Regions from separate parts of the Homo sapiens genome. Here region 1 is linked to region 2. The links are chromatin contacts, found by Hi-C or POLR2A ChIA-PET in ENCODE. All regions are on one chromosome and are shown on one strand. The core of a region is the stretch at or near the end of the contact, and the rest is flanking DNA. Distances in the headings are between cores, read along the strand shown.

Region 1 (6,663 bases), core at 1,254-3,753, 240 kb after region 2:
CGGAGTGATCGTGGGGAGAGGGTGAGAGATGAGGTCGGGGAGGTACCAAGGCCAGACCCCACGGGTCCCACAGGCTGTGGGGAAGGCTGTTACTCAGAGGGGCACCACAGGAACGTTCTGAGTGGGGCTGCAACGTGCTGAGGTTTGAGGGATATGAGCGGCCTTCTTGTTCAGAGTCCAGGAGAGAGGCCTGGGCTGGGGCCAGACTTAGGAGGAGTTCAGGGGTCTGGGAGTCCGTCTGGCAGACAGGGCACCTGATGCTTCCCTACCCCGGCTGTCTGCTCCTAGGAGATTGAGGAAGACCGTAAGAAAGCTGAACTTGAGGGAGTCGCAGTCACAGCTCCCCGAAAGGGCCGCTCAGTGGAGAAGGAGAACGTGGCAGTGGAGTCGGTGAGCTCGTCACTGGGGTGTGGGACCCTGAGGATGGGGAGGGGCAGAGGGTTGAGGCCTGGGACCCAGGAGCCCCCAGCTGTCCTGCACCAGTGGGTGGCCTCCATCCTGGCCGCATGCCTCCCTGCCCCAGTGACTGTATTTTCCCCATCTCCCCTCTTCCAGGAGAAGAACCTGGGTCCTTCCCGGAGGTCTCCTGGGACCCCTCGGCCCCCAGGGGCCAGCAAGGGGGGCCGGACTCCTCCACAGCAGGGAGGCCGGGCCGGCATGGGCCGAGCATCGCGCAGCTGGGAGGGCAGCCCCGGGGAGCAGCCTCGAGGAGGAGGAGCTGGGGGCCGTGGCCGGAGGGGCCGGGGCCGAGGTTCACCTCACCTCTCTGGAGCTGGAGACACCTCAATCTCTGACCGTAAATCCAAGGTAGGAGCTAGGCAGCGCCTGGAGCCCTGGCTGAGGTTCTCTGTTGTCTGTTTCTGTTTTTTCCTCCTCTCAGATGCACATTTGTCCTGTGTGTCCATCTTTCAGTATCTCTCTCTGAGCCTTTGCATCTGGCTCTGTTTCTCTCTTCCTCCACCTCCTTCTCCTCCTCCTGCTCCCCCTCTTCTAGTTCCCCCTGTTCCTTCCCTCTCACGCCTAGAGCTCGTGTGTTTTTCCTTGTCTCTTTCTCTCCTACTCCTGCTCCCCGTCTTCTTGTTCCTCCTCGCCTTCCTTCCCTCCCCTCTCCTGCTTAGTGCTGCGTGTCCCTCCCTGTCCCTCTCTGTCTCCCTTTTTCTCGCTCTCTGGTGCATGCTTGCCCACTCATCCTCCGTCCCCATCTCTCCTCCCTTTCTGGCACTGTGTGTCTGTCTGGTGGGCTCTCTCTATCTGGTGTGCTTGTGAGCACAGGCTCTGTGTGGCATTCTGTTTCTGTGTGTTTCTCTTGGTCCCCGGCTTTGGTTATGGGGAGCAGTGATTTTACTGTAACTACCTCACTCACCCCTGACGTGCAGGTCAGCAGGGTGGGAGTCTGTCTAGCTGAGTGGCTTACAGCCCACCGTGGACATGGGTTGAATCTGGTTCTGTGAGCTACCTGGCCTTGGGCAGCTCACTTCCCCTGTGAGCTTCTGGTTCTAGCACTTACACGGGAATAAGAAAATTCAAAAATTAGCTGGACGTGGTGGTGGGCACCTGTAATCCCAGCTACTTGGGAGGCTGAGGCAGGAGGATCACTTAAACCTGGGAGGTGGAGGTCACAGTGAGCCGAGATCATGCCACTGCACTCCAGCCTGGGCGACAGAATGAGACTCTGTATCAAAAAAAAAAAAAAAAAAAAAAAATGCTGGGCGTGGTGGCTCACGAGGCCTGTAATCCCAGCACTTTGGGAGGCTGAGGTGGGCGGATCACCTGAAGTCAGGAGTTCGAGACCAGCCTGGCCAACATGGCGAAACCCCATCTCTACTAAAAGTACAAAAATTAGCCGGGTGTGGTGGCACACGCCTGTAATCCCAGCTACTCGGGAGGCTGAGGCAGAAGAATTGCTTGAACCTGGGAGGTGGAGGTTGCAGTGAGCCGAGATTGCGCCATTGTACTCCAGCCTGGACAACAAGAGTGAAACTCCGTCTCAAAAAAAAAAAAATAATTAGACTTAAATTGGGCATGCCAAGCTGCTGTCACACAAAGACTCCAAAAATTTCATGACCTAAGTGGAGTAGGAGTTTATTTCTCCCTTGTATGCTGAGCCCTGCAGGGAGGTGGGTGGTCCAGGGGGTGAGGCCCTGCTCCATGATGTCACTCAGGGACCCAGGTTCCTGCTTTTTTTTTTTTTTTTTTTTTCTTGAGACAGAGTCTCACTTTGTTGCCCAGGCTAGAGTGCAGTGGCATGATCTTGGCTCACTGCAACCTCCGCCTCCTGGGTTCAAGCAATTCTTGTGCTTCAGCCTCCCAAGTAGCTGGGATTACAGGTGTGCACCACCACACCCGGCTAGTTTTTGTGTTTTCAGTAGAGATGGGGTTTCGCCATGTTGGCCAGGCTGGCCTTGAACTCCTGACCTCAGGTGATCCTACCGCCTCGGCCTCCCAAAATGCTGCGATGACATGTGTGAGCTGCTGCGCCCGGCCTGGTTCCTGTTTTTGTTGCTTGGTGGCCCCTAGGTCCTGGTCATTGTCTGTGGTAACAGCTGGGTTGCCGACATGGTTGCGGTTCAGTTCACAGGAAGGGGAAAGATAAGTCTGCTTTATCACTTTTGGTCATGTCCTGTTGGTGAGAACTTAGACACCTGGTCATACCTAACCTCAAAGGAGACTGGGAAATGAAAACGTTGTCTACAGCTGGCTGGCTATTTGCCCATCTAAAATTTTGTCACTAGCTTGGTTACTAGTAACAAGTAGTTACTAGCTACTTGGAATGCTGGGTGCTGTGGTATGGGCTTGTGGTCCTAGCTACTTGGGAAGCTAAGGTGGGAGGATCGCTTGAGCCCAGGAGTTTGAGACCAGGCTGGGCAACAGAGTGAGACCCCATCTCTATAAAAATTTTAAAAATTAACTGGACGTGGTGGTGTGCCCCTGTGGTCCCAGCTACTTACTTGGGAGGCTGAGCCAGCAGGATCACTTGGGAGGCTGAGCCTGGGAGGTCAAGGATGCAGTGAGCTGTGAACACACACCACTACATTCCAGCCTGGGCAACAGAGTAAGACCCTGTCTCAAAAAAAAAAAAAATCAATAAATTTTTGCTACCATGGAAGGAAGAAGGGGAGAACGGATTGTGGTTGGTGGGGGTAGGTCACCTAACCATCTGCCAAGTAATTACTGTTATTACCACCACTATGATTGCGGCAACCTTGGTGTGCCAGGGCCCCCAGCACCCTGACACTGAACTCGCAGGTTCAGTGGTTTGCTAGAAAGACTCATGGCTTAGATTTATCACAGTGAAAGAGATCACAAAGCAAAATCAGCAGGGGGCGGGGTACCTGGGCTGAGGTCTGGAGGAAACCCGGCATGAACTTCCAAGAGTCCTTTCCCTGTGGAGTCCCAGGGGATGCGCTGAATTCCTCCAGCACTGAATTGTGACAACATGTGGCTTACCAGGGATGCCCACGAGAGATTCAGCACTCCAGGTTTTTAATTGGGGGCTGGTTTATTTTTATTTATTGTATTTATTTAGTTTTTAAAATTTCTTTTTGTTTTTGAGATGGAGTTTCACTCTTGTTGCCCAGGCTGGAGTGCAGTGGTATGATTTCGGCTCACTGCAACCTCCGCCTTTTGGTTTCAAGCAATTCTCCTGTCTCAGCCTCCCAAGTAGCTGGGATTACAGGTGCCCACCACCATGCCCGGCTAACTTTTGTATTTTTAGTAGAGACGGGGTTTCACCATGTTGGCCAGGCTGGTCTCGAACTCCTGACCTCGTGATCCACCTGCCTCGGCCTTCCAAAGTGCTGGGAATACAGGCGTGAGCCACTGTGCCCGACCCGTTATTTTTATTTTTATTTTATTTTATTTTTTGAGACAGAGTCCTACTCTGTTGCCCAGGCTGGAGTGCAGTGGCACAATCTCGGCTCACTGCAACGTCCACCTCCTGGGTTCAAGTGATTCTCTTGCCTCAGCCTCCCGAGCAGCTGGGATTACAGGCGCCCACCACCATGCTTGGCTAATTTTTTTCGTATTTTTAGTGAGATGGGGTTTCCCCATGTTAGCCAGCCTGGTCTCAAACTCCTGACCTCAGGTGATCCACCCACTTCGGCCTCCCAAAGTGCTGGGATTACAGGCGTGAGCCACCGCGCCCGGCCACTTTTAAAATTTTTTGTAGAGACAGGGTCTTGCTATGTTGCCTAGTCTGGCCTTGAACTCCTGGGCTGAAGCAATCCTCCTGCCTTGGCCTCCCAAAGTGCTTGGATTAGAGGTGTGAGCCACCATGTCAGCCTGGAGGCTAGTTTTGAACGCAGGCCCCTTCTGTCTAGTATGTACTGAAATTCCAGACCCCCCAGTAGGAAGGCGAATGCAGCGTACAGCGTGTTGTTCGCATAGTCCAAGCCTGGCCAGCCAGCCTCATCAGTTCACTGCTGACCTGGAGCACGCTGAGAGCAAATGGTCAGATGCCAGCAGGCCAGTCCGAGGAGAGGAGCCTCAGGCCTGCTGGGCAGCCCGTCTCCTGCACCGGCAGCTTAATAGTTCTCCCTGAAGCTGGGTGTCCCTATCTTTATCCCCCCAGGAGTGGGAGGAGCGGCGCAGGCAGAACATTGAGAAGATGAATGAGGAGATGGAGAAGATCGCCGAGTATGAGCGCAACCAGCGGGTCAGTGGTGCGGGTGTCCCCGAGGCAGGGCCGAGCTGCCTGGGCTGCGGGGAGCCCGCGCCAACCCCCTGCTCTGCTGCCTGCAGGAAGGGGTTCTTGAACCCAACCCAGTGCGGAACTTCCTGGACGACCCCCGGCGACGCAGCGGGCCCCTGGAGGAGTCTGAGCGGGACCGCCGGGAGGAGAGCCGCCGGCACGGCCGCAACTGGGGGGGCCCCGACTTCGAGCGGGTGCGCTGTGGCCTTGAGCACGAGCGGCAGGTGGGTGTTGGCAGTGAGGACACCTCGGGGCTCTCAGGGCTTTGATGGGGACTGCATAGCAGGAACCAGACAGATCAGGGCCATGGGGCCTCTCCTTTTTTGTGCCACAGCACAGGACTTTTTTTTTTTGAGACGGATTCTCGCTCTGTCACCCATTCTGGAGTGCAGTGGCACCATCTCGGCTCACTGCAGCCTTTGCCTCCTGGGCTCAAGCAATTCTGCCTCAGCCTCCCGAGTAGCTGGGATTACAGGCAAGTGCCACCACACCTGGCTAATTTTTTCGTATTTTGTAGAGACGGGGTTTCACCATGTTGGCCAGGCTAGTCTTGAACTCCTGACCTCAAGTGATCCACCTGCCTCGGCCTCCCAAAATGCTGGGATTATAGGTGTGAGCCACTGTGCTTGCCCAGGATTTTAATTATTAAGGATTTATGGTATGTTTTGTTTCCTGCCAAGGTAAATCTCCCCTCATTGTTAATGACACCAGCATTTATGAGGCACCTACCACATGGCAGGTGCTGTGTGAGGGGTGGGGACCTGGCCTAGAAGAGGAGGCAGGGGCAGTGTCCTTGCACTTGGTGGTCCACCCCTAAATTGTCCGTCTGTTGGTTCTTCTGTCAGTACCACGTGGCTCTAGTTGTTACAGCTTTGTGGTATGTTTGAGGGTTTTCTTGTTACTAACAGTATTGTTTACTGGGCACTTACTATGTGCCAGGTACTGTTTTAGGTGCTGAGGATAAGAGGTTTTTTTTTTTTTTTGAGATGGAGTCTTGCTCCATCGCCCAGGCTGGAGTGCAGTGGCGTGATCTTGGCTCACTGCAAGCTCCGACTCCCGGGTTCACACCATTCTCCTGCCTCAGCCTCCCCAGTAGCTGGGACTAAGGTGCCCACCACCATGCCCAGCTAATTTTTTGTACTTTTAGTAGAGATGGGGTTTCACCATGTTAGCCAGGATGGTCTCTATCTCCTGACCTCGTGATCTGCCCGCCTCAGCCTCCCAAAGTGCTGAGATTACAGGCGTGAGCCACCGCTCCTGGCTTTTTTTTTTTTTTTTTTTTTTTTTTTTTGAGACAGAGTCTTGCCCTGTTGCCTAGGCTGGAGTGCAGTGGCGCGATCTCGGCTCACTGCAAGCTCTGCCTCCTGGGTTCATGCCAGTCTCCTGCCTCAGCCTCCCGAAAAGCTGGGACTACAGGCACCCGCTACCACGCCCAGCTAATTTTTTGTATTTTTAGTAGAGACAGGGTTTCACCATATTAGCCAGGATGGTCTCCATCTCCTGACCTCATGATCCGCCTACCTTGGCCTCCCAAAGTGCTGGGATTACAGGCGTGAGCCACCGCGCCCGGCGGGAGAAGAGTTTGGAGGCAGAGCCCCTGCCTTGATGAGGTTTCTTCTGGTGGGAGCTGAGTAAATGAAAATATAGTGAGATGTGAGGTCCTACCAAGTGTTGTGGAGAAAAATCCAGCAGCTGAGGGGACAGAGGGATGCTACTTAGGAGATCTGAGAGGGCCTCTGTGAGGAGGTGCCACCTGAGCCTAGTTGATTGTGATCTCTGCCTTGTCATCGCTTCCCTGTGTGATCCTGAGCAAGTGGATGTGCCTCGGGGCTTAGGGGCGGGGTAGGGTGCGGGACATCACCCTGACTCCCTGTGGGCTGGGGGGCAGGGCCGCCGAGCTGGCCTGGGCAGTGCTGGAGACATGACGTTGTCCATGACGGGCCGGGAGCGGTCGGAGTACCTGCGCTGGAAGC
Region 2 (6,990 bases), core at 1,034-3,533:
TGAGCCGAGATCCTGCCACTGCACTCCAGCCTGGGTGAGAAAGCGAGACTCCATCTCAAAAAAAAAAAAAAAATCCGTGTGTATGTGCAATCATAAATAAATACAGGCCAGGCTGGGCGACCTGGCTCACGCCATAATCCCAGCACATTGGGAGGCTGAGGCAGGAGGATTGCTTGAAGCCAGGAGTTCAAGACCAGCCTGGGCAACATAGCAAGACCCTCTCTCTACAAAACTTTTTTTTTTTTTTTGAGACGGAGTCTCGCTCTGTCTGCCAGGCTGGAGTATAGTGGCGTGATCTCAGCTCACTGCAACCTCCGCCTCCCAGGTTCAAGCGATTCTCCAGCCTCAGCCTCCTGAGTAGCTGGGACTACAGGTGCACGCCACTGTGTCCAGCTAATTTTTGTATTTTTAGTAGAGATGGGGTTTCACCATGTTGGCCAGGCTGGTCTTGAACTCCTGACGTCAGGTGATCCACCCGCCTCAGCCTCCCAAAGTGCTGGGATTACAGGCATGAGCCACTGCGCCCGGCCAACAAAACATTTTTAAAAAATAGCTGGGTGGGGTGGTGCATACCTGTAGTCCCAGCCACTTAGGAGGCTAGGTGGGAGAATCTCTTGAGCCTGGGAGTTCAAGGCTGCAGTGAGTAGTGATCATGCAGCCTGGGTGACAGAGCGAGAAGACTGTGTCTCAAAAATAATTAATTAATTAATTAATGGCACAAGTGTACCTCTCATGGCTGGCATAGCACCTGCCCAGGCTGCACAGCCAGGAAGTGCTGTCAGGAGACAGGAGCCCATGATCTGAGCTTGATTCCTTGCCCTGAAACTCTAGCAAGTCTCTCTGGGGATAAATAAGGATCTGTTGTCTGAGAGGCCACTATCACCAGGCTATATCACTTCCCCATGTCTCGGTTTCCCTAGTTGTAAAATGCATCTAGTAACAGAGCCCATCTCAGAATCTTGCTATAAAATAAAGTATTAGCAAAAAACAAGCACTCCCTTAAGTGTTAACTATGAGGATCATGAATGAGTTTGTGTGTTGTGAGCAAATGCACACGGGTGTTTGTGTGTGCCTCAGTTTCCCCATCTGCCCAACCAAAGGCCAGCGCGTGCTCCCTGCAAGCCCCTGACTGTATGCCTCTTCTAAGACTCCCTGCTCCATTTTCTTTTTCTTTTCTTTTCTTTCGAAATGGACTCTCCTTCTCTGACCCGGGCTGGAGCGCAGTGGCGGGATCTCGGCTCACTGCAACCTCCGCCTCCCAGGTTCAAGGGATTTTCCTGCCTCAGCCTCCCGAGTAGCTGGGATTACAGGCGCCCACCACCACACCCGGCTAATTTTTGTATTTTTAGTAGAGACAGGGTTTCACTATGTTGGCCAGGCTGGCCTTGAACTCCTGACCTCGGGTGATCCAACCGCCCTGGCCTCCCAAGGTGCTGGGATTATAGGTGTAAGCCACCGCGCCCGGCCCCAGCTCCATTTTCTTTCCCCATGTTAAGGTCATGTAGAGGCTTTTAAGTGCCTGGAGACCCCCATGCCAGGGAGGACCCTGAGAACGGGAAGTGGGGGCTGCATGGAGAGAAGGAGCTAGGGGAACTGTAGGACCTCCTATCAGACTGGGGAAGGCCTGGCTTGGACGCCTGGGTTCCCGTCCTCTGTGCGAGGTACTACAACCCCTGAGTTCCCATTTATGATCTAATGGGGAGCTTGGATGTAAGGGTTCCCGTCCCTGCGGCGGGGGATGGAGATAAGACGCCAGGATCCTGGTCTCTGGAGCTCCTTAGAGAGCTGGATCCTGGTCCCTGACGAGGGAGGTGTATGTCCCCCTTTTAAGGCGGGTTGGGTTTGGATGCGAAGTCCCAGCCCTGTGGGGGGAGAGTGTGCTGACACTCAGGAGTTCTCTCCCGGAAAGGGAGGGTCTCGAATTCTGGATTTGTGTCCCTGGAGGAAGCACTGACGTGAGTCTTCACTCGTACATGGGGCTCGGCTGCAGGGTACCTGTCTTGTCCCGAGGGGCTGCTGGGGCACTAACTGCCTCCTGAAGGGGTGTAGACAGTGCCCGGACTCCGCTGTTCCCCTTTTGGAGTGGGGTAGCTCCGATCCGAGGTGCTACATTCTGACCCCCGACGTTACCGTGGGGCAAGGGAACTCGGACCCCAGGGTAGCTTGGCCCCCTACCAGGGAAAGGCGAGCAGGGCGGGTCCGGGGGCGGAGACGCGGCGGGCGGGGCTCCGGCAGACCCCGCCCCCGCCCGCAGCGCTGGTCGCGCGTCTCCAAGTCTGCGAGGCCGAGGTGGGCGCCGAGAGCTGGGCGCCACAGCCCGCGCGTCCCGCTGCGCCCCGCGCGCCCCGGGGTCTATGGAGCTGCCCCTCCGCGCCGCCCGGCCGGCCCCACGCCGCGCCCGGAGCCTGCTCTGCGGCCAAGTAATCGGACTGGCGGTCCTGCGGGTAGGGGAAGCTTGCGGGCTGGCAGGAGGGGGACTTCTGGGTCCCAGAGGAATGGGGGGCTGGAACTCCAGTGTCCTGGGGGATAGGGGGTGGGACGAGGGTATCCCGAGCCTGGGGGAAGGGGCGCACGGATGTTTGAGTCCTGGAGAAATCTGGGGTTGGGAGACCTGGACACGGGGGTCTGGGGCATCTGGACACCTGGCTGGGAGGTTTGGGGGCGGCCTGGTTCCTGGGGTTAGGGGGTGTTCTGAACGCCTGGTCCTGGAGGAATGAAGACCTAACTGAAAACGTTAGGGGATCAGGAGACCAGGACACCTGGGCCCCGAGTGTCGGGTCAATCCTGGGGGCGTCCTGGGGCAGAGGCTGCGGCGGCTGCGTCCGGGGCTGGGGCTCGCGCGCCGGGGTCTTCAGGGAGGAAGTTGTGGTCGTGGGGATGTGGCGGTCCGAACACGTGGCGCCATCCCGAGAGGCTGGGGGGATCCCTGGGCAGGACACAGGATGGGGGTCCCTGCCCTCTGCCCCCTGCCTCCTTAGCCCAGCCGGGAAAACAGGGTGCAGATCCGGGGAGTCAGACACCGGGGATGGGCTTGGGGGGCGGGTCCTCGGGGCAGAGGGCTCCGGGGGCTGGGGCGTGCGTGCCTGGCCCGGGAGGCGCCCGCCCCCCGCCCGGCTTGGGCATGCTTGGCACGCAGCGCGCGGGCCGGTTCGATCCGTATGCGCGCCGCGTGCGCCCATTGGTATGCGGGAGCCGGCCCGGCGCGGGCGTGAGGCGGGCGCGCTGGCGGGCGGCGCGGGGGAGGCGGCGGCGGGGCACGTCCTCACCCGGAGCGCCAGCCCCGGGCCGGCTAGGGTGGGAGCTGAGGCCTCCAGGTAGGGGAAACTGAGGCATCATCCAGGCCCCCCCCCCCCCAGCTCCTTGCTGGGACCCTGAGCCCTGCACGGATCTCAGTTTCCCTAGAAGGTCTCCCGAGGGCACTAAGCGTTGCCCCTGGCCCCCTCCCGCTGCAGGAGACTCGGGGCTCGGAGCCCGCCTGAGCGAGCCCCCCGGAGATGGCGGCCCCCTATCCCGGCAGTGGCGGCGGAAGCGAGGTCAAATGCGTGGGAGGCCGCGGCGCCAGCGTCCCCTGGGACTTTCTACCCGGGCTGATGGTCAAGGCGCCGTCCGGACCGTGGTGAGCAAAGCCCCGCCCCCCTGGCCGCGGGCCCCCCCCCGGGTCCAATTCACACCCGATGTTCTGTCCCCGTGCCAAGGGGCAGTTCACACCCAGCTCCCTGACCCGCCCCTTAGGGCTAGAAGGTCTTACCTTGAGTTAACTACCGTCCTGAGCCCGGTCCCCTGCGTTCTGCTTCTAGTCCCGGTCCTCAGAATTCACGCCCAACATCTTTAATCTCTCGCCCTTCCTCCTCCTTCCCACCAGAATTGACACTCGAGGTTCTGTCCCTGGGTCGGAGTGTAAAATCCACACTCCGGTCTGCTCCCACCTCCAGAGATGTGGAATCCACTCCCAACGTCCCGTCCCGTTCCCAAGGCCCCGGGAGGCGGGGCTCGCCCCCAGTTCCCAAGCCCCTGAGCCCCGGGGCCCCGCCGACACCTCCTCCGCGCCGCCCGCCCAGCCTGCAGGCGCAGCGCAAGGAGAAGTCCCGGAACGCGGCGCGCTCGCGGCGCGGGAAGGAGAACCTGGAGTTCTTCGAGCTGGCCAAGCTTCTCCCGCTGCCCGGCGCCATCTCCAGCCAGCTGGACAAGGCTTCCATCGTGCGCCTCAGCGTCACCTACCTCCGCCTGCGCCGGTTCGCCGCGCTGGGGGCGCCGCCCTGGGGGCTGAGAGCCGCGGGGCCGCCAGCTGGCCTCGGTGAGTGCTCATGCGCGGGGCGAGGGTCCCGGGGCCCTCCAGGCGGAGTCACTGCAGCCCAGATCCGGGCTGCGGGCCTGCCCTCGCCCAGATGCTTGTCTCTGGAGTCAGCCAGGACCTTTGCGTGTCCCTATCAGGTGGCTTCTGCTCTCCAAGCCTCAGTTTATTAAACTGTCAAATGGGCGCAAGAGGTTGGGAAGATTTCGTGAATTCTGCCCTAAACAAGGCCCTGGCAGTTCTAGTGGTCACTGGTAAATGCTATTCCTATATTTTTATTAGAGGAGAGGAATCATTATTACAACCAAAGAAACTCCCAGCTGCATGAGCGGGACAGAGGGGACTCACCCTGGCTTGGGACGCCCATTCGCTAATGGGCGAGATACCCTGGATCCAGACCTGAGGGGCCCCGGCGGGAACGCAAGGACTGTACAGTCTGAGCCCCCAGTTGGAGGAGCAAGAGGGAGACAGTATGATGTGGCGGATGAGATGGGGAACTTCAGGAAGATGCCCCAGGGTTCCTGTCGCCGCGCAGCCACCTCCCAGCTTTGCAACCCCGGGCAGGTCGCCTCACTTCTCTGTGCCTTAATGTGAAGTGGGAAAAAACGGTCCAACCTCCCCCAGGGGGCTGAGCAGAGAATCAACCAGGTCATATTTGCAAAGTCCCTGGAAGTGCCTAGCTCAGAGCAAGCCACCGCTATGCGGCCAATGCTGTTATCAGCAGTAACCTTGCAGGGCTGCTGGAGGGGTTCGGGGCATGGAGGAGGGGGCGGGGGGGCTGTCGCTTTTGGAGCATCTCCTGCCTGTCTGGCACTTTTCTGAGCGCTGGGATTGAGCAGGAGAAACAATCTAGACAAAAGTCCCTGCCCCGGAGCGGCTGGCATCCTAGTGGCCAAGACGCAATAAAGAAATAGGCAAAGCAATATAATCTAGAATATGTAAAAATATAAACTCTGTAAGATACAGATAAATATCTAAGTTTATTATTATTACTCAGACTTTATTATTGAGACATAGAAGTGCTGTTATGTTATTATTACTTCTATTTTATGTGTTTGTTACAGCTTTGCGGTGATGAGGATAAGGCAGTGTGAGTGGTGTTTATCTGAAGTCTCAGGGCACCCCAGGCTACCCCTGTCCCCACCCCTCCAGGAGAAGAGGGTGTCCTTAGGGTGGGGTTGGAGGGGCTCCAATTCCCCTCCTGCCCCGTCCCAGGGGAAGAGGGGGGAGAGAAAATAGCATTGATTAAGCTCGCAATAAATCACCATTTAAATTTAAATAATCCGGCTTCCCAGGCGGTAATTAGGCGAATTGACTGGCGCGGAGAGAATGCGGCATTAGCGCCGCTGATTACTGTCATTACCGCGAACAACATGTGCGCCGGCGGGGGATAAACATCTTGTCTATTGTCCCCGAGCTGAAGGGGGGGAAAGGGGGGGCTAAGAGAGCCCCGGCGGCGTCCAGCCCCCCATTACCTGGATGAGCATTCCGGGGCTCAGAGGCATCAGGGGCTGGCTGAGGTCACAGCACTGACGTGGCAGAGCATGGACTTAATCGATCCCACCTCGACCACGGTGCCAAGTGGAAGTAGGGTCAGGACAGTGTGGGGGGGCTTGGTACTGCGTGGACTCCTATAGTCCCAAAACTGGGAAATCGGGGGACAGAGGCATTTCTAGCTCTACAGGGTCCCTAACAAGAGGCGAAGCACCTGCTTCCATAGTTCAGAGGAGGAGCTGAGGACAGCATTTTAGCTGAAGCCACAGAGCAGAGCACTGTCAGTCACACTCTCTGAAGGGGAGGGGACTCCCATGCCCTCCTCAGTAATAAGCCGGGCACCATGGCTCACATCCGTAATCCCAGCACTTTGGGGCGCCAAGGTGGGAGGAAAGCTTTGGGCCAGGAGTTCGAGACCAGCCAGGGCAACATAGCAAAACCCTGGGCAATATAACAAAACCATGTCCCTACAAAAATAAAAATATTGGCTGGGCACGGTGGCTCACACCTGTAATCCCAGCACTTTGGGAGGCCAAGGCGGGCAGATCACGAGGTCAGGAGTTCGAGACCATCCTGGCCAACATGGTAAAATCCCATCTCTACTAAAATACAAAAAATTAGCCGGGCGTGGTGGTGTGTGCCTGTAGTCCCAGCTACTCCGGAGGCTAAGGCAGGGGAATCACTTGAACCCAGGAGGCGGAGATTGCAGTGAGCCGAGATCACACCACTGCACTCCAGACTAGTGACAGAGCAAGACTCCATCTCAAAAAATATATAAAAATAAAAATAAATAAATAAATTAGCCAGGTTTGGTGGCACCCGCCTGTAGTCCCTGATACTGAACAGGATGAGGTGGGAGGACTGCTTGAGCTGAGGAGGTCGAGGCTGCAGTGAGCCATGATCATGCCACTACACTCCAGCCTGGGCAACAGAGCAAGACTCAGTATCTAAAATAATAACAATAATAGTAATCATATAGAATGCATGCATCAGACCCTGGGATAAGCCCTGTATACAAAATGACTTTCTTGGCCGGGTGCGGTGGCTCACGCCTGTAATCTCAGCTCTCAGGGAGGCAAGAGGCGGGAGGATAGCTTGAGCCCAGGAGTTCGAGACCTGCCTCGGCAATATAGCGAGACCCCGTTCTCCAGAAAAAGGAAAAACAACAACAACAACAAAAGATAAAATGACTTTCTTTTTCAGAG

The links. A loop is a pair of places that touch in the nucleus more often than their neighbours do. ChIA-PET counts read pairs that join two places held with the same protein, here RNA polymerase II (POLR2A). Pooled maps may share reads with other maps.
Region 1: POLR2A ChIA-PET joins it to region 2 with 11 read pairs in H1. The contact joins the enhancer-like site here to the promoter of NPAS1 in region 2. A Hi-C loop is called at or near these places in 2 of 50 pooled maps. POLR2A ChIA-PET finds 5 or more read pairs at or near these places in 2 of 52 experiments (A549 and H1).

The regions. Positions count from the first base shown.
Region 1 is chr19:47,260,033-47,266,695 of GRCh38, forward strand. CCDC9 (coiled-coil domain containing 9) reads left to right here. Exons shown (of 12, transcript NM_015603.3): 4 at 289-390; 5 at 556-807; 6 at 4,571-4,654; 7 at 4,741-4,914; 8 at 6,579-6,663. Among named protein-coding and RNA genes, the nearest start is that of CCDC9, 6.8 kb to the left of the region's middle. RefSeq lists an enhancer at 6,634-6,663. Within about 2 kb of position 2,504, at least 4 of the 41 ENCODE cell types and tissues checked have a DNase peak (open chromatin) inside an H3K27ac peak, as active enhancers do.
Region 2 is chr19:47,017,554-47,024,543 of GRCh38, forward strand. It overlaps NPAS1 (neuronal PAS domain protein 1), which reads left to right and starts at 2,284. Exons shown (of 12, transcript NM_002517.4): 1 at 2,284-2,444; 2 at 3,453-3,616; 3 at 4,059-4,294. The coding sequence starts at 3,495. RefSeq lists a silencer at 2,221-2,280.